3 separate regions of the Homo sapiens genome follow, and all the other regions are linked to region 3. The links are chromatin loops, found by intact Hi-C in ENCODE. Cell type or tissue: endothelial cell of umbilical vein. All regions are shown on one strand. Links, peaks and the distances in the headings refer to the core of each region. The heading gives the core; the rest is flanking DNA.

Region 1 (10,401 bases), core at 1,400-9,399, 140 kb after region 3:
AAGGGCTCAGTTCTCAGACGGATGAGGAAAGGACCGTGGAGAAGAAGTCACCACACTGAGCACCAGGTAGAAGGCAGGGTAAGAAGAAGAAGTGGGACAAGAAGAGCATCCTGAGCCATGGGGGCTTTGGGAGCAAAGACCTGGAGGCATCTCGCTGTGGGTTACCTGTCACACCTGGCTTGAGAGGTCACAGAGCCTTCACACATATGACTTATCCCTTTAGTTAGGGGCCAGACTCCTAGGACTATGTCATTCTTCCCTGTATCCCCCCAACTCCCCTCATTCTCCAGAGCACCCAACGAATGAAAAGAGAGATGCAAAGAACACAAGGACCTGGGCTCTGAGAGGAGGCTGGAGTAGCCTCTTAAGGGCTCTGGCAGGTGGGAAGGAGGTGGTTCAGTGGAATGTGTGGCCATGAGGATAAAGCAGAAGTTAGTCATGTCAGAGGCAGAGGTGGCCCTTCTAAAGCTCAGGCACCAACCTCTGGGCCTTAAAATGAAGCCCTCAGCAGTTTTATTGCTTCAGGAGTTCAGAGACTGCCCTGGGGCTGAATTCAGCCTGCCTCTGACATTGTTGGTTTTCCAGAGCAGCAGAATTAACCAATGCATACTACATTGTTTTCATGCTCACTTAAACCACATTCAAACTGTGCTTACAGCAGGAAAGGGACAGTTAAGAAAGAGTGAATGGTGCAGAAAACACAAGGAGCATATGCTGACGGTGGCTGAGAATTTTTGTGACTTTTGTTTGCCCCTCTCTTCTGCAGGGAGACCCACCTAGGGATTTTACAAGTGCTGAAAACACAGCAATTTATAATGTTTCCTGTGGGAAATCAACAAAGTCCTTTAAGGCATTTGAATGGTATCTTTAATCTCCACTGTGCTAATGCTGCTTGAGTTCTGGGAGGGTTCCCTTTTGCTTATGATTGGCAGAGTAAGGGGAAACACCCTATTCACTGGGTGCTCTGGAGAATGAGGAGAGTCGGGGTTACGGGGAAGACTAACGTGGTTCAAGGAGTTTGGCCCCTAACTAGGGGGACAAGTCATATACATGAAGGCTCCATGACTTCACAAGGCAGAGATGAGATACAGGTCATCCACAGTGAGGTGCCTCCAGGTCTTTGCTCTCAAAGCCCGCATGGCTCACGATGCTCTTCATGTTCCACAGGGTATCCCACCGGGTAAATGAAGCTGTATATGAGCCTGTCTGTGTTAGCCAAGGGCCACAGCAAGCCTTTGCTTACCGATGCAGGTCTTTACTGAATGTAGTGATACTCTCTTTGATGTGAAATTACAAAATGATAAACAGCTTGGTGGTAGAAAGCCACTTGAACAGTGTACACCCCAAAGGAGCTTTGCTGGTAAAACTGAAGCCGTTTAAATATATTCATGGACAAGAGGCTTTAAAGCAAGCCTGGCATAACTTTGGGGCATTGTTATTCTACAGAGCTTGGTCTAAAACTACAGATTTAAAGATGCTGTTCTTCAGAATTCTATTTACTGACTTGAGGGCAACTTTATTTGGTGACATCAGGAAGTTTGTCCATTTTCTGTGCTGTGCCCTTTCAGACAGGCTTACTCTTCTCTAGGATCTTACTGTGCTGACATATTCTTGTTAACCCAGTTTTTTTCTTTTATCATTCTCACCTTTCCAACCTTCCTCCCTTTCATCAAAACTTACCCATTCTAAGTTGCATTTTCTCAGGGCCCTACTTTTTGTTTGCCAAAGTGGTAAACAGTAACTGAGAATCTCATGAGTATTCATGAGTAAATGGAATGAGCTAGAATTCCTCTTGACTCTTTCCTCAACTCCTTCCTCCACTTTGTGGTAGAATATCTGCTTAACGGATATTCTAGGTACTCTCTGGAGCTTTAAAGGGAATTTCAGGCCATGTGAAAAAGGGTGTGGAGCTATGCCAGGGAGGGTGGGAAGTGTACTTATGAATAACGTGGGATCCTCACAGAAAACCTCAGATAAACACTTTTAACACAAACTAATATTCCTACTGCATCAGATACCTTAGCAGGTAATTATAGTCACTTTCTTACTAGACATTGGTCTCTCTACTTTTATCAAGAACCCAAGAGTTAGTCAAAGGCATCTTGGCAGTTAAACATATGCATCCTTCAAGCATTTAGGACAACCTAAGACTGTGATTGCTAATTTCACATCAGCCAGTATCTGCACTTTTTTTTTTTTCCAGAAGAAAAAAACCTTGTTATCTTTCAATGCAGAGTTATATTGAAGTGATCAATGTGTGCTCTGGATGGGCTGTGGTTTCTGTTTTCTATGCCAGCCTCCTTGAGGGCCCTTCTCTCAGAGTTCCCCATCTCCGCCCTGTACTATCAATTTGGCCATATGTAAAGTGTCCTTTAAAATACCTTCTAGGCAGTGTGTCATTTACTCATTCATCCATCCATCCATCCATCCATCCATCCATCCATCCATCCATCCACTCATCCATCCATCTCTACTCATCCATCCATCCAGCCACCTACCCACTTAACCACCCATCCCCTAATTACCCATCCATCCTTCTACCCACCTGACCACCCATACCCTTATTACCCATTCATCCTTCCACCCACCCATCAGCCCAACCACCCATCCCTTAACTACCCATCCATCCACCCACCCACTCATCAATCCAACCATTCTGGGTGGTTTGGCCTTACTGAAATAGGAGAGGGAGACAGGTTGCTGAGGAAGGTGCCTGCACAGTGGAGCTCCACCCTTTAAGATCAACGTAGAGCAAAATGAGTATAAAGTAACAATTTTATACAAACAAGATGGGCTTCCTACAAAACAGTTTCTGAAAGGACTCATGTACTGTTACAGAGCAGCATCTCAGTGGAGATACGCCCTCATGTCAATAAAACAGACAATATATTTTCAGCTCCCAAGGTCAGAATGCTCACCAAGCTCTCACATGTTTAAAAACTGGACAATTATAGCATTGTTGGCTTTTGCAAATTGCTTGCTACCTATGTAAATTCTAACTTTAAACTCACATGGGCTGGGCACGGTGGCTCATGCCTGTAATCCCAGCACTTTGGGAGGCTGAGGCGGGTAGATCACCTGAGGTAGGAGTTCAAGGCCAGCATGGCCAACACAGGGAAACCCCGTCTCTACTAAAAATATAAAAATTAGCCCAGTGTGGTAGTGGGTGCCTGTAATCCCAGCTACTTGGGAGGCTGAGGGAGGGAGAATTGCTTGAACCCGGGAGGCAGAGGTTGCAGTGAGCCAAGATTGTTGTGCTACCGCACTCCAGCCTGGGTGACAGAGTGAAACTCCATCTCAATAAATAAATAAATAAACTCACATGTTGCAAGTAAGCGTTATTAGCACTAGAAAGTGAAATGGGACTGGTGAGTTCAGTTAGTAGAGACGAACAAAGGCTTGCTTAGGCATAAAACAAGATGGGAGAGGACATGATGTTGTGTAAGAAAACTGCCAGCCCATGGGGCCCGGTGGGGTGGGAGCTAGGGATGAATGACAAAGATTTTCCTACTAAGTTGGAAGAATGTTCTCTGAGGTTATGGTCCTTTGATTGTTTCTAGTACTTAAGCATGATCAACTGCCATTTGAGCTACATAAAGTATGACTAAGGACTCCATTTACAGCCTCTGGGAAAGAAAGAGTCTTTTGAATCCTCTGTAGCCTGCTCTGGCTAAAGAGACACATTAAGGTATGGTATAAAACAAGCCACCCCTGTAGGGGAACAGATTAGGGCTTGGGGGTGTGGGGGCTGGGGGCCAGAATATTACATTTGAGATACAAAATTACATTGAGAGGCAAGGTTTAAAATCATTTGTCTCACCACATGTTTTCCATTTGTGACTTCTCAAAGCCACAACAAAGGCTCTCCCCTCCTTGCCCATGTGCCTGCTATACTGATAAGGTGAACAGTTTTTTTTTTTAAAGGTTTTCAGCATAATAGTGTTTTAAGACGTAATCTCATTTGCTGCTCCTTTAATTGCTGTTTTGTAATGTTTTATCTATTTTAATTACTGTTTTAATGTGCTGCTTGTACCCTGAGGTGCTTCTGTGAAGGGTACCATTTTAAGAAATGAAGAACTAGATAAACAAATAAATCCACAGGTAAGGGATCATAGTAGTCTACCCTGTGTTTAAATGAGCATTTTTAATTTGCCTGGTATTGAGTGTTGACTAGCAATAGTCTCTTTTTCATGTGTAAGGACAGAGGTATGATGTCTAAGGTCCAACACAAAGCATACGTAGAGCTGGGAATAAAAGGCAATATTCCCAAGGGCTGTCCTAATTCACAATAAGTAGAACTTATGCTATCATGTTTAAGTTTGATCTTATGTTCCCAACAATTCTTTAGAAGTAGCAATAGCTCTAATGAAGGCAAAAGTATATATTTTCCATTTAACTCTAGTAGCAATTGAATTGTAGTTTTCTTGGCCAGGAAACAAATTCAATAGACCCAGTTCTTAACCTGAGTCATGTTACCCTTAGTCACACACATGACACGATTGCATTCCTTGGCTTACTAAAGCAGGAAATGGACCAGTGGCTTGGGGTTTCCTGACTGGATAAGTAGGTGGTGTAATGACTTAACATCCCTTCACTCCCCCACGGCCACACCCAGATTTTTATTTCCGTATTTAAACACAAGCAAGGTCAAAACAACAGATGAAATTTAATAAAACAGTAGTAGTGACGCCTAAATGTTTTTACTGACTTCCTAAAAATGCTTTGGAATCAGCTTCAACTGCATTTATAAATGAAGAAGGAAATGAAGCTCAACACCCCAGCTACGAAATTGTTTGGTCCTAAATTGGCCAGATGCCTAGATTTCCTTTATGTAAACAGGGTCAAATGTGAGGCCAGCCAATTGTAAACTAAGATTCTAGCCTCCTATATTCTCATAGTCGGAGATGTTAATGAAGTTGCCAGGTTTCCACAAAGTTGAAGTGCAACCTCTTCCTATCATGAAGCCCAGGCAGATGCAACCAGCCCAGGTAATGGCACAGCAGCCTAGGCCACTTGGAACAAATGTGGTTCATGGAGTGCAAAAGAAATAACTTTATCATGCCCCACCTTTCCCCAACACACACGTACATACCTACTTTTTCAGACTCTGGAGCGGGGTCCTTGACTTTTTAATAGTCTCAGATAGTTTATTTTTAAGTCCTCTGGTGACTTCTAATCACATAAATAGTCTCAGCTTAGTAATATGTAATAATAACAATCCCTAAATTTCAGCTGGAGTGAGTCTTCCTACCCCATCAGCTTGGGCCTGCCACCAGGGGTGAAGGGGCAATCTTCTTATTTTCCTTCTCTTCCTTACCCCATTCCTAGTTGCTAGCTTGACTTCTCCAAGGTGAGGGGACAGAGGAAAAGGAAGAGGTAAATGGGAAAGAAAGGTTTCATTCAATTGGCATGAATGTGGCATATTTCCCTTTGGCTGTGGTGGATGTTGGAAGCTGGCCCATGTGGGCATTTGTGAGGTCTCTTCAGGGTTCCGTCTACCCCTGGGCCCTCTGATGGGCAGTTTCCTGATATGGACTGTGTGTCCATCCACCACTGCCTTGGCCCCTGAACATCTAACTCCATAGCCCCGGTTTTCCTCTGCTGTGATCTTCTCACCCCTTCAGGTAACATTCTAGGTCAGAAAGTAAGCCACCTCCACAGAGGCTCTCTCCATTATATCACACATGTCAATCAATAGGAAACACACTCTTTAGATACATTCTTGGTGGGAATGTAGGAACTTCTCAAGCTGTGGCTCACTCTGCTGTTGTAGACCACTTCAGCTAGTTTTTGACACCTTAGATTTCTTAGATGTGAGTCAGACAGTGAGTATATCACGGGGTTCCCCAGTCCTTTGAGGACATGCATGAAACTTGTCAATGGTCTCACTGAAGCCACATCTCATGGGCTTAAGATGAGGACAAACAACTTATTACCCCTTTCACATAGGAGATGTGATTCACAGGTTTACTTTGACCAATGGAATGTGAGTAGACATGATACATGCCATGTCCCAGCAGAAGCTCTTGGAAACTTTGGGAGTTTCAATCCTTTTGCTCCTTTCCTCTGCTACAAGAGAATAGCATGCTACGGATGGGACTGCTCCTTTAGCCTGGGTCTAAGAGTGAGAAAACAGATGGCACAGAGCTCCAAACAGAGTCAAGCCGAGCTGAGCTGCAGATGAACCCAGCAGAGTCAAGCAGATCTGTAGCTGACACCATACCTTTATGGAATTTGAACAAAACACTGATCTTTATGGTTGTAAACCATTGTGATATTAGGACTAGTTCCTGCAGCAAAAACTGGCATATACACTAGCCAATAGGTGGCCAGGGAGGTATGAGATTAATTAGGTGGAGTGTGTCTTAGAATCCAAGTGAAGAAAGTGTTTCAAGTAAGATCAATTATGTTAAAAGTTTTTGATTGTCCAATAAAATGCAAAGTGAAGCTTGACCATTGGACTTAGCAACGCTGAGGGGAGTATCAAGACTAACAAGAACAGCTTTGGTAGAATGATGGGGCTACAGACTGCTCAGAGTAAGTTTAAGAAAGAGTGAGAAGAAAGGATTGGTAGACACTATGAATTATAGCTCTTTTGAAGGATTTTGCTGTAAAGGACAGCAGAGAATGGGGCTGTAGCTGGAGAGAAATGTTTTATTTTAAAAAATAAAAGTAATTAATCTGGGTTTTTAAATTATCCAGTGAAAAGGACAAAATAATGATATGAGGGAAAAAAAGAGACAAATATTGGAGTAATGTCTTCCAATAAGTAGAGAGGATATGATTAACAGGCAAGTAGAAGGGGGGGCCCTAACTGGAGTGAGGCCAGTTTGTCGGTTGTAATATGGTGGAAGGTGGAGTTTAAGGAAACTGATGCAGGAGGTAGATACACTGGGGACCTCGTGGAAGTTATCTTCTGACTGTTTCTATTCTCTTACGAATTGGAAAGATGATCTGCTTAAAGAGAAGGCTGGGGAAGGGGTTATGGGGGCTTGAGGAGAGAAAGTTGGAACCTGTTGCTCAGCAGAGTGGGAAGGTAAATGGGTTAGGGCACTTCGGGATGATTGATGAGCAGCTCCTAAAGGCCCTGAATGCCTACTGGGTGCCAGGCACTGTGCTAACAGCTGAGAGACAGAGGGAAGAGGTCCAGACCTCACTTTTACCCTCAGGAGTCTCACAGTCTAAGGTGGAAAGTTGTCATTCAGATCCATTAGTGAACCATGAGTTACTTCTGTGGGGTGTGATCTATCAGGATGGGAAATGTGGGAATGCGGTGGGAGTACAAAGCAGGAAAGTACCTTAGCTGGGGCAGGAGGCTGCTGATGGGTAAAAGGTTCTCAGGAGAGATGACTGACTCTTAGTGTGAGGCATGGAAGAAGAAATAGGTGGTGTGGCACATTTGGGGGAAATTAAAATGCTTCAATATGGCTGAGATATAAGGTAGGTGTGTATGTGTGTGTGTGTGTGTGTGTGCATGCACACATGTGTGCACACAATCATATGTGTATGTACTCACATGCATGTTTAGAAGAGGGTTATATGTGTGACAAAGTGATTCCCAGAGACACATGTGTTGAAAGCCATGATCAATATTCTGCCTTCCTGTTTCCCTGTGACATGCACCACATACTTGAAACTACCACCTTATCCCCCTCTAAGCCTCATCTATTGCAAATATACTTGGAGGAAGCCGAAGTTATAAAGTTGTTATTTATTTTTACAGCATGCATTGGGAGCTATAAGACACACTGCACAACCCAATGAGAAATTAATTGTGAAGACGTAAACACAGGCCAGATTTCCATTTCACCTTGGTGCCCTACTGGGTTATGCAGACTGAGAATTTGGCTCAGTGACTGAAAAAAATTCCTAGCCAAATGTTTGTGTTGAGAACTGGAAGCAAAAGTATTAAGTAAAACACACAACATCAAAAACAATACTATTATATCATTAATTTTACAAAATACATTTACTCCTATAGTCTTGTGTTTCTTTTGTTGCCAGTAGAATAATTTTCTCTCTGAAAACCATTGCCTTAAAGTTAACCTTAAAAAAATAAAACAGGGCAAGTTGTTTTTTGCAAATGACTTGTATCACTATTTGAAATGGTTTCCAGTTAGTATTCCCTAATGGTGTTCCTGCTAACTTCCTACTAAAATCCATTTCAAGGCCCAGAAAAGGCAAACAATTCCAATACTACGGAAAACCCTATGCAATGGACAAGCTTGTGTGGAATATCACAGGAGTTTTCAATACTCATAATGCTGACAATGGTTATTTTGAGAAAAGCAAACAGGAGAATAGAGCATCGTTGTCTGTCTAAAGATGGCAGAAACATACTTTGTTCATAGCCCCGCTGTCTACCCCAATTTGAAGAACACGTGCTTGTATCGACCAAAAAACCTATGACAACACATCATAGGGCAGGAATGAAAGGTGAATTAGGGATGTAGTGTCAGCTACACAAAGGCAGGGATTTCTATGTTCTATTTCTGTCTCTTGCTCTATGCTTTATTCATTGGCTGGCACACAGTAGAAGCTTAATTAATATTTGCTGAATAAATGTGAATGAATGAAGGAAAGAATGGGGGATGGAGGATGGCATTTTCAAAGGCATATTGCATCCCGTGGGACTAAGTGTCCCATTAGTAAAATGGTAGCCATGGGTGGAGATCCCAGGAGTAGAATGTGCTTCATTGGCCAGACAGCCTGGAAACTAAGTGGTAAGGACAGCAGAAAATTCTGTGCAAATAGGGCATAGCTCGAAAGATGAATGTTTGCTAGATCCTGGGCCCTGGGTAATAAATGTTGCAAACTGACCTCTAGCTATGGCTCCAAGAAAAGAATGTGATGAACAACTAGATGAGCATTGAGGGGAGCCAGGGGCAATCCACACACCTGTCCATTGGCGAATACTGAGTCTGGAAAGATTTCTCTATAGTCAAGTACTAGCAAAGACAAGAAAATTAACACAAAGCTTATCAAGATGTTTTACTGAATGAGGAAAAAGGAACATCTTCCTGCAGACCCAGAAAAAATGAGCTTCTGGAATCAGGACAAAGTTTTAGAAAATTGTTAGGCATCCTCAAAAGCATGCAATTATCATGGAGTAATAAGAAAACAACTGGAAAGCCACCAAGGAAAGAAGAGATTACATTGCTGGTGTTTAAGTTAATTCAACCTTGTTGGAAAGCAATTTGGCAAAATGTATTTTGAACTTTAAAACATATTCTACCCTTTGACTTTCTAATTCCATTTTTAAGAATCTATCCTAAGAAAGAAATTAGAGATATAATAATTTTACATGAATAAAATAATCACAGTATCATTTATAATAGTCTAAGATTATTCCAGTATAATATGCTTTAATACAAATGTAAATAATTTTGAATTAAAATTTATTTTATATATAATTATAATATATTATGTTATATAATATATTATATAATATGATATATATTATATATTATAATATATAATATGATATATATTATATATTATAATATATAATATGATATATAATATATAATATAATTATATAAATATAATTATATAAAAATAATTATAATTATATAATTATATAAAATATAATTATAATTATATAATTATATAAAATATAATTATATTATATAATTATATAAATATAATTATAATTATATAATTATATAAAATATAATTATATATTATAATTATATAATATGATATATATTATATAATTATAATATATAATATGATATATAATATATAATATAATTATATAAATATAATTATATAAAAATAATTATAATTATATAATTATATAAAATATAATTATAATTATATTATAATATAAAATATAATTATATATTATATATTATATAAAATATAATTATAATTATATAATATATAATATAATTATATAAATATAATTATATAAAAATAATTATAATTATATAATTATATAAAATATAATTATAATTATATAATTATATAAAATATAATTATATAAAATAATTATATAAAATATAATAATTATATAATTATATAAAATATAATTATATAAAATAATTATATAAAATATAATAATTATATAATTATATAAAATATAATAATTATATAATTATATAAAATATAATTATATAAAATAATTATATAAAATATAATTATAATTATATAATTATATAAAATATAATTATATAAAATATAATAATTATATAATTATATAAAATATAATTATATAATATAATTATATAAAATATAATTATATTATATAATTATATAAAATATAATTATATTATATAATTATATAAAATATAATTATATAAAATAATTATATAAAATAAAAATTATACAAGTATATATAATTATATATATTTATATATAATTATATATATTTTATATATATAATTATATATTTACATA
Region 2 (10,401 bases), core at 1,675-9,674, 50 kb after region 3:
GTGGCTCATGCCTGTAATCCCAGCACTTTGGGAGGCTGAGTCGGGGGGGATCACTTGAGGTCAGGAGTTCGAGACCAGCTTGGCCAACATGGTGAAACCCCATCTCTACTCAAAATACAAAAAATTAGCTAGCTGGGCGTGGTGGTGGGCACCTGTAATCCCAGCTACTCGGGAGGGTGAGGCACAAAAATCATTTGAACCTGGGAGGCGGAGGTTGCCGTGAGCCGAGATAGTGCCATTGCACTCCAGCCTGGGCAACAAGAGTGAAACTCCGTCTCAAAAAAACAAAAACCAAAAGTTTGGTTAAAATGAAAAGGGAAAGAAATAAAATACTAACTATATAGAAAATGAGAGAAGAAATAGTAAGAACTTTGTATTCAAACTCTACAAAATTTTTCAGATGACTCTTGTCAATTTTATCAAATAATAAATATGCTCAAGAACAAGTCTAACTTTTCTCTATTTTTCAGACAGAAAAAGAGAAGCAGATGAAAGGAAATAGAATTTTCTATTTTCTCCTCACCATGTAAGCCTCAAATAAAAAGCATCTAACAATTCAACGATCTTAACTTGGACCTGGTAGGAGACATACACTGAAGCAGTGGCTACAACTCCAAAATATACCAATCTGTGAGGCTACGAGATGACAGGTCAAATTTTTCTCAGAAGAAACATCCTAGCTATATTTCATCATTGAATGTAGCCATGTATTGGCCCAGTAATCGTCACAAGCATCACAACCAATTACTTAGGGCTTTAATAAAGAAGGGACCTTATGTAGAGTTTAATCAGATGGCAGTTGTGGGAAAGAAGCAGAAATAGTTTTGTTTGTTTGCATTAACAAATGGATGATGAGAAAGATAAAAGGGGAAATCAAGAAGATAACCCAAAGGAAACAGATAAATGGAGGAATAAAAATGAAATTCTATCTTCCCCCAAACAGAATCTGGCATAAGAAAATGCAGGCATTTTTGGCTAAACCAGAAATTAGATGGGAACTACATCTCTTTAAGGTCCAGAGTTATAAAGCACAGGGTAAGGAAAGGGCACCCGGATAGGGGAATCCTGTGCCCTGGGTTTTAGTCCTAGCTTTGCTGATCCTCAGTTTCCTTACCTGTAAGGAGAGAGAAATGCTTCTTGCCCTTTGCTATAACAAAAAGACCACCAATATTGTCCCCTGCCCCCACTCATCCACAGTTGTTCTGATAGACTTGGGACAGCTATATTTTCAACCCTCTCTTCCAAATACTTGAGATGTATTTTATAGATCTGTGAGTGAGCAGCTATTTCTAATTCTGTTTTGAAAGGATTGTTCCAAAACCAAGATGATACGGGGGATGCCATTAGAAAAATATATTTGTAAGGTGACAATCAATTTAAATTATCTCATAAAAAGATGAGTTCTGGCATATCATAAGTGAGGTAAGATTGCTTCCTTGTTTCTATCAGAAATAGGGTAAAACCAGCTCAGTCGAAAGCTGGATAAGAAGTTAAGCAGTAATTTTTTTTTTTTTTTTTAGAGGGAATCTTACTCTGTCGCCAGGCTGGAGTGCAGTGGTACGATCTCCGCTCACTGCAACCTCCACCTCCCAGGTTCAAGCTGTTCTCCTGCTTCAGCCTCCTGAGTAGCTGGGACTACAGGTCCAGCTAATTTTTGTATTTTTAGTAGAGACAGGGTTTCACCATGTTGCCAGGATGGTCTTGATCTCGACCTTGTGATCCACCCGCCTTGGCCTCCCAAAGTGCTGGGATTACAGGCGTGAGCCACTGCGCCCGGCCCGAAGTTAAGCAGCTATTGATGGCAGTCTGTTGGACTTTATTCCATTTATTTCTTTCATTTTCATGTAAGCTTTCTGTGATTGAATCACAGGAAGTTAATATGCCAATTATTTACTTCCTGGGAGTCTAAGAAAGCACCTTTATTTACTATATGCCATCAAACAGAGCTATTACATTATGTTGAATTTGTAAGGATAAAAACCATGACAAGTGCACCATATTTCTAGAAAATAGGTTCCAAGTGTAAAACAGAGGGCTAGGCATCTCTTTTTTTCATATAAAACCATGAGTGAATGTATACTCCTTTTTTAAGAAAGTATCTTTTGTTTGGCCAATAAAAAGCCAAATTCTTACAGAATACTTTGTTATAAGCACTTCCATTGTGCAATATAGTTTTGGTTGGAAAAGCTAAAAAATGAACTCTACTTCCCAAGCCTATTAAAAAACATGGAGAATACCATATGAGAATCATGGGTTGTCAAGGTCTTAGGAGTTCATGAAATTGTGTCTAGAACGCTTTGGGTACGGGGGAGTTGCTGTTGTGGTTAAAAAACAAGGAGGGGCATTTCCTTCACTTTACAAATGAAACTGGAGCTTAGAGAGACTGGTTCAAGCTCATGCAGCCTGCAAAGCCTGGGCTCAAAATCAGAACTTCTGACTCCTAATCTTGCTGCTTTGTGACTGCTGGGGTTCAACTGCATGTTGAGATTCCCAAGAATCCCCTGATCTTGGGGCAGGAGGAAGCCAGCTGCCCCTGGTCTCTGCTGACTACAGCCATGGGGACCTATTCGTTCCTCAGTCTCCAACTCTCTGCCCCCAGCTACTGGCAGACGGGAGTAACACGCATGTAGCAGTCCCATCTTTGCCTGTTTATTCTTTGTGAGGGACACTTAGCATTTTCAGTCCATCACTGAGCTGGAACAAAGTAATTTTGCCTGAAGAGCCTGTAGCTGGGCTTAAAGGTGCTTACCTGAAAGGAGAGGGATGGTGATAATCTTTTTGCTCCTAAAGAGGTGGGTCCTGCCAGGTCAGCCCTGGAAGCTCTTTTCTTTGGACAGAACCAGGACTAGCCTCATCCCACAGAACTAGGGAAAAGCTTCAGCATGTGGTTGTAAAGGAGGGTGGGGCCCATCAACTCACATCCTTTAATAATAATAACAAGAGCAGCCCTTTATCAAGGACCTAATTTTTCTAGGCCCTATGCTATGTATGGTAAGTATAATAGTGTGAATCTCACAAACATCCTGCAAGATAGGTATTATCATTGTCACTGTCCCCATTTTACAGATTATGAAATCAAGGTTCAGAGAGTTCAAGTAATTTTCCCAGTGTCACACAGCTAGTAGGTGACAAAGATCTGAACCTAGCTATTTGACTCATGCTCTGTGCTGTTCCAGGCGATTGAGTCTGAACTTGATTGGTAGGATGTGGTATATCAATGTTGTATTCATAACATCAGTTAACCTGGCGGTTAACTTAAGTGAAGTCTACAGATAGAAGACAAGTTGATGAGACTGAATTAGCACAAAATACTAAAATAAGTATTCTGCCTATTTTTGAGTAGGATATTAATTGTAGAGCATCCCCCTATGAGAGAGCCACTCAGAGAAAAACAAGTTCACTCAGAGGTTTAGAGAACTCCATCCGCGAGGCAAGGCTGGGCAAGTGGCTTGTTTACCTCGAAGAACTGGCTCAGTAGGTAAATGGAGCAGGTTCATATAAATAGGATTCTACCTGGAGACAGGGAACCAACCACACATATTGTCTCCCCACAAGAGTAGTCTTTCTGCCTTCCTTGTTTCTTTGACTGGCATAAGCAGACTTCTAGTCATGAGGGCTGGAACCCCACAGTCACCTGGGGCTCCTACTTCCTCACAACTGGCACCTGCCTGGCCCTTTCTCTCTGCAGTCCTGGTACCCCCAATAATGCGGCATCAGATTCTATGGATTTGAGGCCAGAGTTTTCTGGCATCTATACTTTTCCTTTCTATTCCCATTGCAACTACCATAATTGAGGCCCCCGTGACTTCTCCCTAATCACTGCTGTTAGCTCTTTCTAAAACAAGACTATGTCACTCTTATGTCTACAAATCATCTGATTCCTCATTATTTACTGAGTCAAATCCAGACACCTTCACCTGATACTCAAAATCTTTTCAGATTTCCGTGAACACATCTTGTTAGTCTCTCCTCCCTGGCCAACCTTATATGTGCCGAGCTGCAATCCTCACTTAACCCCAAGCACACACAATAATTTTCCACATTTGCACCTTTACTTGTGACCTTTGCTTTGTCTGGAAAAAGAAAACACGTCTGTTGTGTTTGTTTGGTATTTTCTAGTGTTCAAAGTGGTTTCATTCACCTTTTTCCATTTGAAATTTACAGTTACTTTGTGGGGCAAATATGATTATACTCATCTTACAGATTAGAAAATAGTGGCTCAGGGCAGGCCTGGAACTAGAGTTCCATAGCTGAGGGGCTGAGGGATGACTAGCAGCCAGATCTTCAAACTCATTGCTCTGTCCACAGCTCCGTGTTGCTTCTCTCTCCCCGTAATCTGGCCTTTACTCCAGCTCCCTCCAGTTGCTATTAGTCAAATTCCATCTTTTTCTCAAAGTTCAGCTCGAATCTACCAACAACTGTTAACTTTTCCAAAATAAACCCAGAATTGAGGGCTCTCTCTCCTTTGTGTTCTCACAGCTCCCTGCTCAACTTGCTGGGTACTTAAAGCAATTAGGGGAAAGGCCTGAGGGTTCCTACACAAGAATTTTATACCAGCAATGATCAAGGTTTTAAAACCTTTTTGATTATGATCCCATTAAGGCATACATGTTATATCACAACCCAGGGTACATGCACACACCCCTGAAACAAGTTTTATGAAACAAAATTTACTTCTAATTTCTCAATGCACTGTGATATTTTCTCTAGTCTACTATTTATTAAGAAGTGCTGGTTAGGAACCCACTAAATTGCTTGTGAGAACCACTAATGAGTTATGATCAGCAGTTTGAAAAACCCTGATTTAAATATTATTATGTCCCTTCTAAATGGCCTAGACAACATTTTCAAAGGTTTGCAAAAGACTGAGCTAGCAAGGAAGATAGGTACGTTCATCAGGGATTTAATCTGTAGTTCCCAACAGGAACACAAACAGTTCTTACAAAGGCTAGGCCGAGAAGGAAGGGTCTCAGCTGGAGAGCATCAACTTCTGTTTGTTGGAAGGTCAAGGAGAGGGATTCTTGGTGAATAGTTGATGGTGGGGGGGAGTACCCATTCCACAGTGGGATATCTTCCAAAGAGTGGGATTTGTAGAAGCCAAAGATTGAGGTGGGGAAGATTTCTCAATAAGGCATATCTCTGGACTGAGAAGAGACTTATGTACTCATCATAAACTTGAATATAGCAGGAAATCAGCTAGAATTTAAAAATAATAAAAATGTAATAAAATTCTTTGTTTATATCTGCAAAATGAGTCTGAAGGCCTTCAGGTCTATAAAGCTGTCACTGAATTTAGTATCATTTTAACTTTATGAAGCACTTGATGTTTGCAAAGTGCCTGTACAATTACCAATTACCATAATGTTCATCTTCTGAATATTTCAGATCAGAGAAGGCCTGAGGACTTTAGACTAAGAAAAGGGGGAAAAAAAGGAAAAAAAGTTGGCCAATCCAGTTAAATACCAGGCTTCTGAGCTTGTACTGCTAGAGTTGTTTACCATGTGGGGCACCTGCCTGGGGTACTCTGGGGACTTCTCTTCCTTCAGCACCCAGAGCCTGCAGTGCACACAGTCAGCCTTGGTCAGCCACCCCTCATGACTGACACCCACTCGCTGCTCTTGGGCATTCCAGGCATAATTCTGTGTCTACATGAACCAGTAGAAGGAACGGCAAAGGGCTTGGCACCTGTAACCCAAGGGCTAGTCCATAGCGAGGGATGTGGGAAGAAGTGTTTGCAGTTGCTGGGAAGGGGCAGTGAGGAAATAAAGCTGCTACAGTCTTTCCTGTTTGAGGTATTAAACACATGTTAAAGGATTAAGGAAAGATTTGCTTAGCAGCCTGCATGAGCTAGAAATCACTTCTGGCCATGTTTATAGGCGACAGGTCAGTGAAACCTAATACACTGGTAGATTTCAAGGAATTCCAAGGAAATGGCTTCAAGGGATGTCAAAGGCAATGGTTTCAGGATGTGTCTGTTTCCTTTGGAAAAAGGTTAGCTCTCTGATGCTTCTTCCCCTACATTTAAAAGGCCACTGAAATACTAGAAGACAAGCTTAGAGACTGATCTGGCTTTTTAGCTAAAAAACATTCTAGTAGACTCTGGCCCTAACAATTACACCACTGGATAATTTTCAGTAGTGGAAATTTAAGAATCAATATCTTAATGAAATGATACTTTTCTATATTAACTCATTTATATTGGGAACACACATTGAATGCTCTAAAATAGTTTTCAAAGTAGAATGAAACAATTTGTCTACATTTTTATCCACACAGAAAACTGGTGGGTATTTTGCAGGGCAGCTGTCCTGGATCATGGATTATTTTCAATTTATTCTTCTCCCTGTTAGATCAGCTTCCATACAGCCACCAGTTCTCTGCATTATAACAAACAGGACTCTGTGGCTCTGTGCTTAAAGTGCTGCATTGGTTTCCTGCTGTCAATAAATAAAATCCATTTTCTTAACCGGGACACATGCGGTCCCTACACAATCTGTGCACATGATAATTCCCTGGTTTCACTTCCCACTAGTTGCCCTGAACTTTTCACCATTTTCTGAACACTCTGCACCCTGTTCAGGCCTGAGCTGTTTCCTTGCCACAAAGTCCTTCACACTCTCAACCCTGCTCCTTACAGATTCCTACTCTTTTATCACCGACTTCCAAAGTCACTTCAGTGTGGCTTCCTGGCTTCTCCAAAGCTGTTTAGTTGGCTATACCCCTCTCTGGCTTCCATGGCACTTGCTGTGGTCTGAATGTTTGTGTCTCTCCAAATTCACACGTTGAAGCCTGACTCCCAAGGTGATCACATTAAGAGGTGGAGCTTTTGGGAGGTGATTAGGTAATGCGAGTTCTGCCCTCATGAATGGGATTAGTGCCCTTATCAAAGAGGCCTAAGAGAGCTTGTTTACTTTCTTCCACCACATGAGGATAGAGCAAGAAAGTGAATTCTGTGATCAGGAAACGGGTCCTCACCAGACATGGACATTGCTGGGATCTTCATCCTGGACTTCCCAGCTTCCAGAACTGTGATAAATAAAATTCTATTGTTTAGAAGCTACTAGTCTAATGTATTTTGTTATAGCAGCCTGAACAAACTAAAAAAACACTTTTTTGCTCAGGACTTTGTGATAGCTCTCAGCATTGGTGGCTGGTGCCACCAATCTACCTCATTAGGATGCTGGCATCTTAAGGGCAATCACCATTTCTTTCTTTATCTCTGTGGCTTAGGAGAAGGCAGAAGACTTTTTTCCCCTTAGGGAAGAAGAATTAAAATTCAATTTAGTTAAAATAATTGAATAAAATATAATAGAATAATTATTTTTCTGGGGGAAGAAATATGAAAACCAAACCCAAGCCTCACAGCAATAAGATCTGTGACAGAAAGGAAACTTTAAAGGCTACTTTAGCCTGTACCACATCACTCTACCTTTAGCCATCCAAGTAACCAAAAAAGTATAAAATATTAACAAGAGAGAATTCTGATTACACTAGGCACTGGGAATAAGGGTTTCACGCTTGACTTCAAAGGCTTATTCATTGTCCCTCCAGACCACCTGTTTTCTCTCTCCTGTAATTCTGTACTTTTCAGGTGGGTTATTCAGGCTCTCTCGCATCTATTCATGCCACACTCATCACAGGACCTTCCCCATGTTACTCCCTATTCTTGGAAAGCTCTTCCTCCCTTCTCATTATTTAATTTCATGTTACGAAATCGCTGTTCCTCCATGGACACTTTCTCACATGACTGGAAGAATAGCATTTATTTCTTCAACAGGCTTTTCCTCTATTAACCACCAGCATAATAATCTCTTTGCCTGCTCTTTCTCATGAGTTGGTTTGACATACATTGAGAATCATCACCATCTACCTTGTGAAGTGAACCTTAATTAGGGAAGAGACATGTCTGCCCAACACTCTGTGTGATGTCTATCATAGCTTCACATGCAGACAAATGCTGGATAACTGCAGTCTGCGAGCTAGACCCAGGACTGTGTCTCACTGGCAGGTGGTAATATGTGAAGCTGGCAGCCATGGCCCATGCTGATAATGTGTCTCTGGTAGCTCATGAGCTTGTTGGCAGCCTGCAAATATCTTGGCTCCTACAATTGAAAAGGAGTGACCAAGTAATGATTAAAGAACATTTAAACATTATACTCTTTTTTCATGGGAAACAAATATTAAAACTAAATTCAATACTGGCAGCATTAAGGTAATACATATGTTTTTGTAAGTCCTATCATCTTTTCTTTCTCTTTCTCTTTTTTTCCTAATAAAATGATTCAGTACTGACCTAGAAATCTTCAGTATAACATCACACTGCTAATAACAAAACACCATGGCTTCACCTGAAAGGTGCAATTGAAAGATTTCCTTTATCACAGTAAGGTACAAGAGTAATAATTATCATCAAAGGCTTGTATTGCTTTCATTGTGGAAGAGAAAAATTGCTGCACTTCTCTATCAAGTCAAAATTGCTATCTGTAGTATAATTTCCAGAAAAATAACTGAGATGATGGACTATAAGTTAGAAAAGTCATAAGTGAAACAACTGCATGTGCAGAACAGAGGACACAAAAGAACAGCTTAACACCCAGCTCCATCCATTTACTCAAAATCAAAGAAGAAGAATTATGTCTGATTTATAGCCCAAGTGAAACCTTTCCTTTATGGAAACTAAAGACTTTGAAATGGTATTAAAATACAGCTGTTGCAACTAAAAATTATTACAAGTATATAAAATAATGGAAATTTTAGTCACTCAGATAATAAATGACAATATTATACACATTACATGATGCCTGTCTTTAAGACATGTGGCTATCAGTAGGTATAAATAATAATAATACATGTAATGAGCACTGTTCTAAGTGTTTTGTGTTAATTCATTTAATTATCAAAACAAAGCTATGAGGTAGGGACTTCCATTATCCCCATTTTTCAGATGAGCGATGGAGACACAGAATGGTTAAATAACTTTCCTAAAATTACATAACTAGTAAGTAGATAGGCTATAATAGCAAATCAATAGCTTCTGGCCACAGACCAAGACTTGCTTCCGTTTGATAAAAACCAACAGTGGAATGTCTGTGTGTTTCTTTATACCATAGATGTGTTCCTGAAAAGCTCTCCATAAATCAGAAGTTTAAAAACAGAACTGTATTGGAATGACAGCTCTGTGGGAATTTCTTTACAGGTGCATCGCAAGTGCCCAGGATGGTGCCTGGCATGTGGTAGACTTGATAAACGTGATAAGCGAGTGAATAAATTGATGAGGAAAGTCTAATGTGGTGCTTTGCACTGAGAAAATAATAAATGTATTGAATTTGATTTAAAGGAATTTATTTTATCCACTCTACAAGGGGAGAAGTGACCTTCTGATTTCTTATTTGTGTAAATCTAGATCTTCATATCATTCGTTTAAAGTGAAGTTGAAATATGAAAGCATTTTCATTTAATAGAAATATTATTAAAACTTTTCCAGGGAAAAAAGCAAAACAAAGCAGAGATACCAAAGCTTATGTAGAATCCCAGGATCATTGTGCAAAAATCAGTTACCATCTTGGGATCCACAATATTTTATAATCATAGTGGGGAATCCATTGTGCCTAGGTAACAATTCATAAAGTCATACGTGTAGTCACTTGTCAGGTCTCCAGAAGAGTTTTATACCAACTACAGAATATTGCAGTGTATTTAGGCCATAGGGTCTTGAGAAAATTGCACTATTTAACTGTTTTAAATGTGTTGGTTCTGAGAGGCCAGTGAATCAGTTGCCATCAGTAGGAAGCTGTTTTAATAACTAGCCAACTTTACTGATGGATTCAGCCAAAACAGAGGATAGTATGTATCATTCCTATTATGTGGAAGAAGAAATTATGGAAGATCCAAGTTGTTACCTGAACAAAAGACTGCACATGTTTCTAGATACTGTTAAAATTCCCCTGTGTTGATTCCTACCCAAAAGTCACAAGAACACAGGAGTCCAGGAAGAAGCTGATGTTTTCTCCCAGGATTTTTTAAGAGATAGGATCTCACTTTGTTGCCCAAGCTGGAAGGCAGTGGCAAAATCATAGCTCATTGCAGCCTTGAACTCCTGGGCTCAAGTGATCCTCCTGCCTCAGCCTTCCTAGTTGGTAGGACTACAGGTGCATGCTACCATGCTCAGTTAACTTTTTTTGTAGAGGTGGGGTCTTGCTATGTTGCCCAGGGTGGTCTCAAACTCTTGGGCTCAACTGATACTCCCGCTTCCACCCCCTAAGGTGCTGGGATTACAGGGTTAAGCCACTGAACCCAGCCTCTTTCAGGAAGCTTTAATTCCACTTCACTTAGGTGCTAAGTCAAAGACTTTCTATGGGATTTGTCTACAGCAGCACCTGTAAGGATATGGATGACCAAAAG
Region 3 (10,401 bases), core at 838-8,837:
TGTGGGTTTTGGCACAATTGTCAGAGATTAGTTGACTGTATATACATGGTTTTCTTGTGTGAAAACATATAGGCCAACGGAGCAGAAGCTCTCTATTTTGGTCCATTTGTTTGTCTATTTTTATGCCAGCATCATACTGTCTTAATTGCTCTAGCTTTGTAGTATAATTTGAAATCAGGAAGTGTGATGTCTCCAGTTTTTTTCTTTTTCCTCCAGATAGCTTTGGCTATTCTTGGTCTTTTGTGGTTCCATATGAATTTTGGGATTGCCTTTTCTATTTTTGTAAAAAATGCCGTTGGAATTTTACTTTGCTAGTATGGACATATTAGCAATATTAAGTCTTCTAATTCATAAACACAGCATGTGTTTCCATTTGTGTCTTTTAATTTCTTTCATCAACGTTTTATAGTTTTCAATGTATAAATCTTTCACCTGCTTGTTTAAGTTTATGCCTAAGTATTTTTTGATGCCATTATAAATGAAATTAATTTTCTTTTTGTCTATTTTGTTGTCGTATAGAAACACAACTGATTTTTATATCCTGTAACTTTATTGAATTCCTTCTTGACTTTAAGAGTCAGCCATGATTGTGATGTATGTGCCTGGAAAAAGCAGTGGGAGTAGACCTTGGAATCCTAGTAGTGACAAGTAAATGGTAACCGTTGGGTTGGATGCAGGTTTGCAAGGAATCTCAGGCCTAACTTAACCTCAAACAAGAGGGAAAAAAATCACCCATGGAGGCCCTTACAGAAAAACTGAGTTGCATTTTGTCAAGGCAAAGAATGGCTTTTTTATTGCATGAATGAGAAAGGCTAAGACAAGATTTTTACTTTCCCTGTTGAGTTCTACATTAGGTTTAGCCATTTGGAACTAGTGGAAGGGCTTCCCCCCACGTTGATGTTCAGGTTAGCCACTGTGTATCCATTCCGTGGATGAAGATGGTGATTGGGAATTGGGTGTTTAGAGGTTGTACTGGGGCACACAGACAGGGAAGGAAGCCCATATAGATCTGCAACCTAGCCCATGTAGAACCTCAACCAGGTGTCCATCTCTGCCTATGATTGAGTGAGCCAGTGACCGTTTTGTTCTCCTTGTTGGATCATAGTCCAGAGCCTTGATGCATTTAGTGGCATGAACACAAGCTCTTACTGGGGAGGATGTGGCTCACTAGTACTATCTTCATTTCCCAAGTCTGAGGTGTGGCAAATACATTCCCTAGTCTTCTAAAAACCAAAGCTCAAGGCTGCTCAGTAGGGCATTGGCAATGCTAGACCTGCTGCCTTGGAACAGATGCTGCTGGTTAAGAATAGATTTCTAAGTGTTTCAGGATGCTCAAGTATAGCTGAACTATTTCACTTTTCATGGCTGGTCTATTCTTATACTTTGAGAGCAGCTTCCACAGTGAAGTGAGAACACAGAACATAACAGCACAGGACCTTTCCCAAAGACAAAGAAGATTATTGAGTTAGGCATCCCTGGGGCTTTGAGTAGGCAGATCTCTTATGAAAGCTTGCTCTGGGATTTCTGGAATCCAATCATTCTAGATAGTATGTGTCTTAAACTTTTTACCTTTTCTGCTGGAGGGAAAAGAATGTAGGTGTACAGGCTATGGAACAAATCCTGAGGCCACCATTGAGTTTGTGATCTTATTCAAGTCATTTCATCTTCCTGGGTCTTAGTTTCCTCACTTCTCAGAGATCATTGTATTAAATGCAGTGATGGGTGAACAAGGTATGTACGCCTGTATTATTGTATGCTCGGTTCCTGGCATACAGTGGGTGCTCAAGAAATGTCAGTTCTCCTTTCTCTTTCTGATGTTCACATTTTTACTGCCCAAGCAGGAAGTGGGTTGAAAATGTGGAAAGAGCATTTAAAATTTTATCTGTTAGCCATCATTTACTTTCTTCTTCCCAGAACATTACAGCTCTTTCCTAAAGGGTAAAAAAAAAGGCCCTAAGAAGATTAAAACCAGCATGTAAATTTCAGCTTAGTTCAAAGCTAAGCCCCTTAAGAAACCTTTATTTGCAGAGCAGCTCTGTATAGGAGCTCTGAGCAAGCGCAGGGCCATCTGGGGCTGCTTGCTTTAATGGACTGGTTCTCAAACTGGCAACCATCAGATTCACTTGGAGAGCTTGTTAAAAAGCTTGTTGGGGGGACCTACACATTTTTTTTTTTTTTGAGTTGGAGTCTTGCTCTGTCGCCCAGGTTGGAGTGCAGTGGTGTTTTCTTGGCTCACTGCAACCTCCGCCTCCTGGGTTCATGCCATTCTCCTGCCTCAGCCTCCCCAGTAGCTGGGACTACAGGTGCCTGCCACCTCATCTGGCTAATTTTTTGTATTTTTAGTAGAGATGGGGTTTCACCGTGTTAGCCAGGATGGTCTCGATCTCCTGACCTCTTGATCCGCCTGCCTTGGCCTCCCAAAGTGCTGGGATTACAGGCGTGAGCCACCACGTCCTGCCACACATTTTTATTCCTTACAAGTTTCCAGATGATACAAAGCTCCTGGTTATGGGCCCATACTTTGGAACCACTGCTTAGTGGGAGGAGGCATGCAGGCAGTTGGGACCCCTGGGTTCTGAGCCTTATCCTGGCTTTAAAGAGCTAGATGACCTCAGGTAGGTCACTTAAACTTTAGAAGACACAGTTTCTCTTTTGTCCAACAATTGGCAAAATGTATGATTTGGAAAAAGCATAATTTAGAGCAGAGATCGCTAATCTTTTCTCTATAGTGGGTGGCCATCCCAGACTCTATGTGAGGGCTGAGGGGAACAAATGTCTTGGCACTTGTAGCCCATTTGGAATGTTTGGCACACAGGTTGAGAAAGTCTGACTGAGTGGTTAAAAGCGTGTGCTTTTAAGTCCTGGAAGCATTAGTGTAAGTCCTCACTTTGCCTCTCCAGGTGGTATTTTAGCTGTTTCACCTAGGTCTGAGCCTCAGTTTGGTCATCTGTGAAAAGGGACAGAGTATTTGCACCTCTATCATAGGGTTGTGGTGAATATCAAGAGAGAATGCATGTAGAGCACTTGACATGCATATTAATTCTTATTAGCTGTTTTTATTTCTACTTCTAAAATTCTGTGATTTGCCCTCCTGCCCATTCTGCACCTCATTGGAAGAAGCAGATAAACCTCTTCAGTGTTTGGAAATGTATAAACTTTTTTAGGGGGAGTGAGGAGTGCTTTAAAGGAGTGCTTCTCAATGTTTAAAATGCATTCAGATGCCTGGGGATGTTGTTATAATAAAATGCAGATTCTGATTCAGTAGGCCTGGGGTGGGGCCTGAGATTCTGCATTTCTAAGCAGCTCTCAGGTGATGCCTATGCTCCTGATCCACAGAGCTATGCTATGAGTAAGGCTATGCTTTGAGCAATGGCTCTTAAACTCTATTGTACATCAGAATCTTTGGAGGGAACTTTTAAAAGCCCGGAGTCTGATTTGGTACAGGGTGAGGCCTGAGCATCAGGTTTTTTAAAAGTTTCTCAGCAGCCAAGTTGGAGTACCACTCTTTAAAGCACTCTTTAGTAAAACACAGGGAAAAGTTGAATTGATTTGTGTTCCAGAAGCTGGAAGTAATTAATTTCCCTTCAAATAGGTCCCCTTTTCCCTAGGAGATTTGCAGATTTGCACTGAACTATGGCCAAAATAAGAACCTTTTAAACCTTTATTTTAAAGGCAAAAACCTGTTTAACATCTGCATTCAGGAAGCTTTGTGGTCCAGTAGCTCAGAAATAGGCCCAGGAGAAACAGCATTCAGCCCCTAATCCTCACCACTACCACCTTCACCATGACCTTGGGAAATCTTTTCATGTGTATGTTTCCATATTTTCTCATTTGCAAAACTTGGCTAATCCTGCAGAACGGCCACAGGATGTGTGTATGGTCAGATGCAGCTTTAAAATCACTCCTGCTGCCCATCTCCCAAATTGTTCTGATTTGCTTACTAAATTTTGACATTTGCGCAAAATGCATACTTTGTAAGTCTTGGAAGTTGGTAATATTCAAACTATAGTCTTCTATCTCTCTCCCTCTTTTAATAGTACCAACTGCTTCCTCTTCTATTCACACATAGTTTAAGTTTAATGCACCCCAGAGCTGCAGAGAAATCAGCAAGAGGGCGGAAATGATTTTTTAAAAGCTGTGGCATGAAGATTGGCCTTGCAGGATTAGCCTTTTTCTTGGCCCTCTAGTGGAAAAGTCCACCTATACTTGAGGGTGGAGGTCATGCAGACAAAAAGCCTTCAGTAGGCAAGAGTAGAATGGAATAGCTGGGTGTTAGGGCCATCCTCTGCAGAAGATGAGACAGACGCATTCTCCAGCAGCAGTCCTTAAATGTTGGTGTGTATCAGAATCACCTGGGGATCTAGTGGAGCCCACAGTGACTCAGGCCTTTGAAGTAGTATAGGGCACAGTCCCTGTGTTTTTGCAGCTTCCCCTAGTGATTCTGACACTGACCAAAGTGTGAGAACCACTGTCCTAGAGTGTTCCGCTTTCCCTTGGTGTTTTTCAGTTAGTGTCTTCCCAACCACATTTCTAAGCCCACCCAAAGCTGAAAAGCTTTCTTTTTCTGGTGTGCAAAATACTAGTTGTATATGTTAATTTTCAAGCCACTCTTAATGTCAGTGGAGGTGTTTTTTATGAAACCAGGAGGGGCCAACCCTTGCAGAACTGCAGAGTGGAAATAAAAGAGGTTCAGAATCCTCATTATCTCAACTTGTCCTCCTTCACCCTAGGAAGAGTGAGAGGGTTGGGGAGAGAGGTGTTGCTAGCTGCTGGCCTGGTATATCTTACCTGGCACCTCTGCTAGGGGCTTTAAGACAGTGTTGTCCCACCTTTGTCACAGCGGGCCAGGAATCTTTTGCAACTCTGGATTGTGATGCAGAGGATGAGGAGCACGTTGCCTTGAGCATTAAAGCTATGGTGGGTGGGGGATGCTGGAGGCATCAGCCCCCATTTCCTCTGGATGATTGCCCTAGTATATACAGGCAATAGGCTTATACATCTTTTCTTCACTAGCACTCAGCATACTGCCCAGAATACAGTAGGTGCTTAATGAATGCTTGTCTAAAAAGATGGAAAATCGGGTAGCAGAGAAGAACCAAAAGATGCCAGAAAATAGAAAGAAAAAAACATTGAAGGTGAAAATGAGGTGTTTGTATTAATAAATATTAAGAGGAATGAATTAAAGGGCTGAAAAAGCCCAAGAAAGGAGATGCAGGAAAGGCTGGGAGTCCTGAATGAGGTTTGTGTGGAGTGGCGGGGAGGAGGAGAGAGCCCCTGAAACAGCCAGATAAGAAGGAAAAATAGCAGGAGGGAAGGAAATAAGAGCAGTGATGGAGGGACAGAGGAAAGCAGTAAAGAGCCAGGAAGATGGCGAGAGGGAGAGCTGGCAGAAAGGACAGATCCTCCAACCAGCCAGCAGGTTTGGTCTTATTCCTTACTGGGAACAGACAGAATGACTGCGTTTGACGAGGAGTGACTCAGGCTCAAGACAGGCAGAACTGGAGGATAAAGCCAGATGGGTACAAGTGAAGTGGGTCACTGTCAAGAATCATCACGTTTTCTGGAATTCGATGTTTTCAAATTGCATAATCCTCCTTGTTCTCAATTATCCTCCACAAGAGTGTGGAGTCCCTCCCACGTTACAAGTCCATCTCAGTTAAGCCCCAGACATGCACTTCTAACACCACGGAGGGCTTCTTGGCAGCCTTCCCTGCCCGCCCTCTCCACATCGTGCCCTTCCCCTGCAGAGGGACAACTGGCTCTCCAGGCATTTCCCTTCCGGACTTCCAGTGTGACACACACGCTCTGGCTGCTTTCCTGTCCCCAAAGACTCTTACTCCTCCAGGGCCACTGCCAGCCTAGTCACAGCCTTTGTACAAATTAGAGAGGCCCACCTGGATCATGGGCAGATGAGAACAAGGCACAGTCTGAGACTCAAAGAAGTAGCTGTGTGTTTGTGTTGGGGCTGGGGAGGGGTGTGTAGAGGAGTGTTCAGGGAAAGTTTCAAATAGAAAGTGATATCTGAACTGAGTTTCCAAAGGGGAACAAATGTTTTTCCTGTTCCAGGTGGGTTTTTTTCTTTTTCTTTTCTTTTTTTTTTTTTGAGGGAAGGAGGGAAGGAGGCAAGGCCTCTTGGGGGCTGGAACAGCATGTGCAAAGGAGCAGAGGTGTGAAACAGCATGCTATCCAATATTGCTGGTGTGTTCTTGCATGAGAGGCAGCAAGAGGAGGACTAAGTGATGAGAATGAGGTTAGACTAGGTAGGAAGGGCCAGGTGTCTGGTTTTAAGCAAGGGAAAGACACAGTGAGACTTGCATTTGAGGATGATTACTTTGGAAAGATATTATTTGCTTTTTACATATGAGCATACTAAACCTCAGAGAGGTATTTATAAGTGACCTGCTTCATGTGACACACTTAATAGCGGAACTAGAACTTGACTCCACCTTGTGCTAAACCAGGGTCTCCTTACCTACACTTCAGGTCTGGATGACCTCTGAGATTTCCCTTGCAAAACTTGCCAGGCCCATTTGACTCCTCCCAAAAGCCAAAAAAGACTTAGATTCAGGCCGGCAGAGGCACTGCCCTTGGTCCCCTAAAAAGATGACTTAAAACATCTGTTTTCTCCATTTCTTAACAGAGGAACTTTATTCATTCCAGGTTAGTCTTTAGAAAGCAAAACCAAAATACTCCACTGGACATTTACTGGCACAGATTTCCAGAAAACATATATATACTGAATGGGGGAAAGAGGATGAAGAGGTCTCTTAGACCTTTGTGGGAAGATGGCAACTAGAGTCACTTCTTAGTCACCCACTGGAATGGTGGATAAGTCAAATTGTATCCATTGTTTTGGGTCTCTTCCTGCCACATAACTTCATAATAGGTCTGCTTATGATAAAAATGCAATTATTTCAGTATTTCTCCTTTTTCTGCCTCTCATACATAGGTGAGATTTCTCCTAGATAGATGGCCTCAGGGAGAAGAGAGGTGAAAAGAGCCATTAAAATCCAAACTCTGGTTGTCTGAGCCATCCAAGAAACACCCACGTTAATGGCTGTGCCTAGGAGGCGCATATGTTTGACTCCAGAAGCAACAAACATTCTGGTTAGACATGGGATGTATTCCCCTGTTAAGACAAGGAACTGAGAGAGGAATCCAAAGCCTCTTGATAAGTTTGAGTTTTACAAGAGAGGCACTTTGGAATAAGAGGGGATGTTATTGCCTTGTTCAGACATGGCTTCATCTTGGCAGCATTCAGGCCTTGGGTTAAGAACTTGGTTTCGAGTTGACAGACTTGATAAAAGTCCAGCCATGGCTGGCTCATAAACGAGACACCCAAGATCTATCTTCAGAAAAGCCAATATATTTCTATTATCACTGCTGATAAGGCTGATTCTCTTTGAAGTTTAATAATGACTCTTCCAAAAATGTTCCCTCAGACATTCAAAATCCATCTTGTATTAGTTTTCCTAAAGGCTGGTTTAACACCCTCCCATTTCCTATTACGACTTAAGTCCAGTGGTATTAAATGCTTCAGTCTTGACACATGGCTCTGTTTACCTGCAAGCCCAGGTGATGAGCACCACCACCCTTAGGGCTCAGCACCCCTATACACTTTTCTGCAGCCTAGCTCCTCCTGCTGGTGTTTATAACTCAGGGTCAACAATTAATTTGGGTCTATGAATAATAACTCTGGAGAGTACTTTTATATTCTGATATCTGAACGTGAACCAGATATCAACATTATTATTAATTTCTGGGATTGAGAAAATGATTCCCTTCCATCTACTAAGGGAGTGATAAGGCAAAATCACAACTTCTATATCAATATCTGTTTGCTCAAGAATCTTAAATGCCAACTGATATGGGGCATCTGGGTAGGCTGAGAAAGGGAGGGTTGAGGGCAACTTTTCGAGAAGCTGTATTAAGCATTTCTTCGTTATGTTCTAGCAGGTGACTCGTGTTCCCTCCTCTTAACCCCCTCACTGAATCGCAGTCACTTGGTTAGATCAGCTGCTGCTGATGGGAATGGACATGCTGAGTGCTAAGCCCTTGATGTTCGCTACCACATTCATTCTCCTTGACAGTGATAGAAGGTAGATGATACCGTTTCATAGCTGAGGAACAGGCACAGAGAAGGAAATGTCCCAGAGTCACACAGTTCATAAGTGGTGGCAACTAGGACTTGAGGATTTGAACTAGGTCTCTCTGACCTTAAAGTCCCAAAGGCAATATTGTTGCTTTGTTAAAAATTCACAACCACTGGGGTTTCAACGTCTTTATACAGGGATGCTGTGCTGGAAGTGAGTTGACAGGAAGAGAGAGTCTACAGAAGAGGCTGCCTATGAAAACACAAATACTATCATGTGGAATGGTCTCAAGGAAGTCTTTTGGCAGATTTGACAGATCTGTTTAATGAAGATCAATTCTATTTAAAGCCCCTCACCAAAACTAACTGCCCATCACCTCATTAAAAAAGAAATGACTGAAGATAACAAGGGGTGTGTCTTTGGCCAGAAGTGGGCTGGCTGGAAACACGGCTTGAGTTACAGAACTGTCTCCTCAGCTTCTTTCCTGGCTTGTCTCAATTTCTCAGCTGTCAAGTGATGGAAAAGAATGCTTGCTATTCATCAAATTTGTATTTATTTGCCAATGGACAAAACGGTCTAACAATTTCCTTGCGGGATATTCTAATTGACAGTTTAAGCAGATTATGAACATTTGATTTTTTCCCCCTTGTATGACCTGAAAAATCATAAAAATGGAATTTCTTTAAAAAAAAAACCCTCTAAAATGTGAGACTGACAAATATGAACATTATTCTCCTTATCGTTCTAATCTAACCTTTCTTCCTGGACTGGTACAATGCTAATGCACCATCAGGGAGGCAGTGGGGAACATAATGGGGGCACTGGACAGGAAAGCAGAGGTTTGTTGGCAGAAGGTTGAGGCCTCCCCAGAGGACCTGGCCCTTTCTGCCCTTATTCTCAAATCCACACACCTTCCTGCCACCACAGGCTCGCCTCATAGAAAGCACTGAAAGCCAGGGCAGATGCCTGTACTGTGAACCTGTCTGCTTTCAGTTTTCCACCTACTGTCTCAACCAAAGGTAACATTTGAATCTATCCTCTAGAACTGCTGGGAGAATTAAATGAGATAATGCATGCAAAGTGTTAAGTACTGTGCCTGGCATGTAGTAAGCACTTGAGTTTATTCTTATATCTTTAAAAACATGTCTTGCCTGTAAGCTCCATGAAGGCTAGGACAATGTTCTTTTTGATGAATCACCAGGGCCTGGCACAGTGATAGGTACATGACACAAGCTCAATAAATGCCTGTTAAACAAATACATAAAACCTGACCCAGGTCAGCAGCACCTCCTGCTTGGAATCCTGCCATCACCTGATCTCCCCGCTTGCCCTCTTGTCCCTCAACACATTCTCCACATTTCAGTCAGAGTGATGGTTCTAAAAAATAGATATGCCTATGGCTTCCTTAGCAGAAAATGCAACTCTAGAATATGGCAAACTCACTCCTACACTCTCTGGTATTTTCTCTTCTCAGCCCTGTCTTTCCCTGTTCTAGGCTTTTCTCAAACATGCTTTTCTCTTCTTTCTTTCCTCCTGGCCTGTACACATGCTATTTCCTTACTGTAGTTTGTATATGCATCCTTCAGGTCTCAGTGAAAATCTCACTTTCTCAGGGAGGTCCTCCCCACTCTCTGTCCGAGACACATTGCTCTGTTTTTCTCTCTGTGTCCTTGTCTATGAAACTTATGGTGCCATAGTTTGTCTGTTCTTTCTAATAGAGGGTTAGCTCAGTGATTGCCTGGTTTAGGCTCTGCAGAGAAGATGATGTACAACTCATCCCAATACTGTATTCGGTGCCTCTATGTTGGCAGATTGATATTAGCTATGGGGGCAATGTTTATACCATGGAAACTGGCATATGCTACAAAGCAGTTCTTACTTTTTCTCCAAATAGATGGTTGTTAAACACTTACCAGCACACCACTGGTTAATCCCATGAGAGCAGGAGGTATCTCTAATCTGTCCCACAGTGACTGGCTTATAATAGACCTCTGTAAATATTTATGGATTTAAACAGAAATTGACATGGCCATACTGAATTCTGCACATATGATCTCTTGACAATGATCTTAATGCAATTCTTATTTTTCAAATGAGTACATTTAGGCTCGCAAAGTGTAGTAACTTGCCTAGGTCACAGAGTAAGCTGTAGATGCCTTGAGCCTGCAGGCTGGGTCTTTGCCTCTGCCTATTGCTTTCTGCTGTTGTCTGTCTGCACCCACATTTTCTCTAGCCTGGCTTCGGTCTCTGAATAGGCCCTGCAGCCTTTCTGTTCCCAGGCTGACTGGTCCCTCTGGCCTCTGTTTCC

Evidence for each region. A loop is a pair of places that touch in the nucleus more often than their neighbours do. Peaks named below come from ENCODE experiments on the same cell type or tissue, not always from the same donor. Only the 100,000 strongest peaks of a DNase experiment are listed, where the experiment ranks them.
Region 1: it touches region 3 in a loop (5-fold over the local background); 6 of 110 quality-filtered maps call a loop at or near these places.
Region 2: a loop joins it to region 3, with 3 times the contacts of the local background. A loop is called at or near these places in 4 of 110 quality-filtered maps.

Annotation. Positions count from the first base shown.
Region 1 is chr3:143,439,426-143,449,826 of GRCh38, forward strand. The region is part of intron 12 of SLC9A9 (solute carrier family 9 member A9); the gene reads right to left. Among named protein-coding and RNA genes, the nearest start is that of SLC9A9-AS1, 100 kb to the left of the region's middle. RefSeq lists an enhancer at 4,052-5,251. In endothelial cell of umbilical vein, for the core only: no CTCF peak of the experiment used is centred there; a DNase peak (open chromatin) is centred at 4,526; H3K27ac peaks cover 2,690 bases.
Region 2 is chr3:143,346,516-143,356,916 of GRCh38, forward strand. The region is part of intron 14 of SLC9A9 (solute carrier family 9 member A9); the gene reads right to left. SLC9A9-AS1 (SLC9A9 antisense RNA 1) reads left to right here. Exons shown (of 4, transcript NR_048544.1): 4 at 471-556. Among named protein-coding and RNA genes, the nearest start is that of SLC9A9-AS1, 9.5 kb to the left of the region's middle. In endothelial cell of umbilical vein, for the core only: no CTCF peak of the experiment used is centred there; a DNase peak (open chromatin) is centred at 5,876.
Region 3 is chr3:143,297,284-143,307,684 of GRCh38, forward strand. The region is part of intron 14 of SLC9A9 (solute carrier family 9 member A9); the gene reads right to left. Among named protein-coding and RNA genes, the nearest start is that of SLC9A9-AS1, 40 kb to the right of the region's middle. In endothelial cell of umbilical vein, for the core only: no CTCF peak of the experiment used is centred there; a DNase peak (open chromatin) is centred at 5,638; H3K27ac peaks cover 1,839 bases.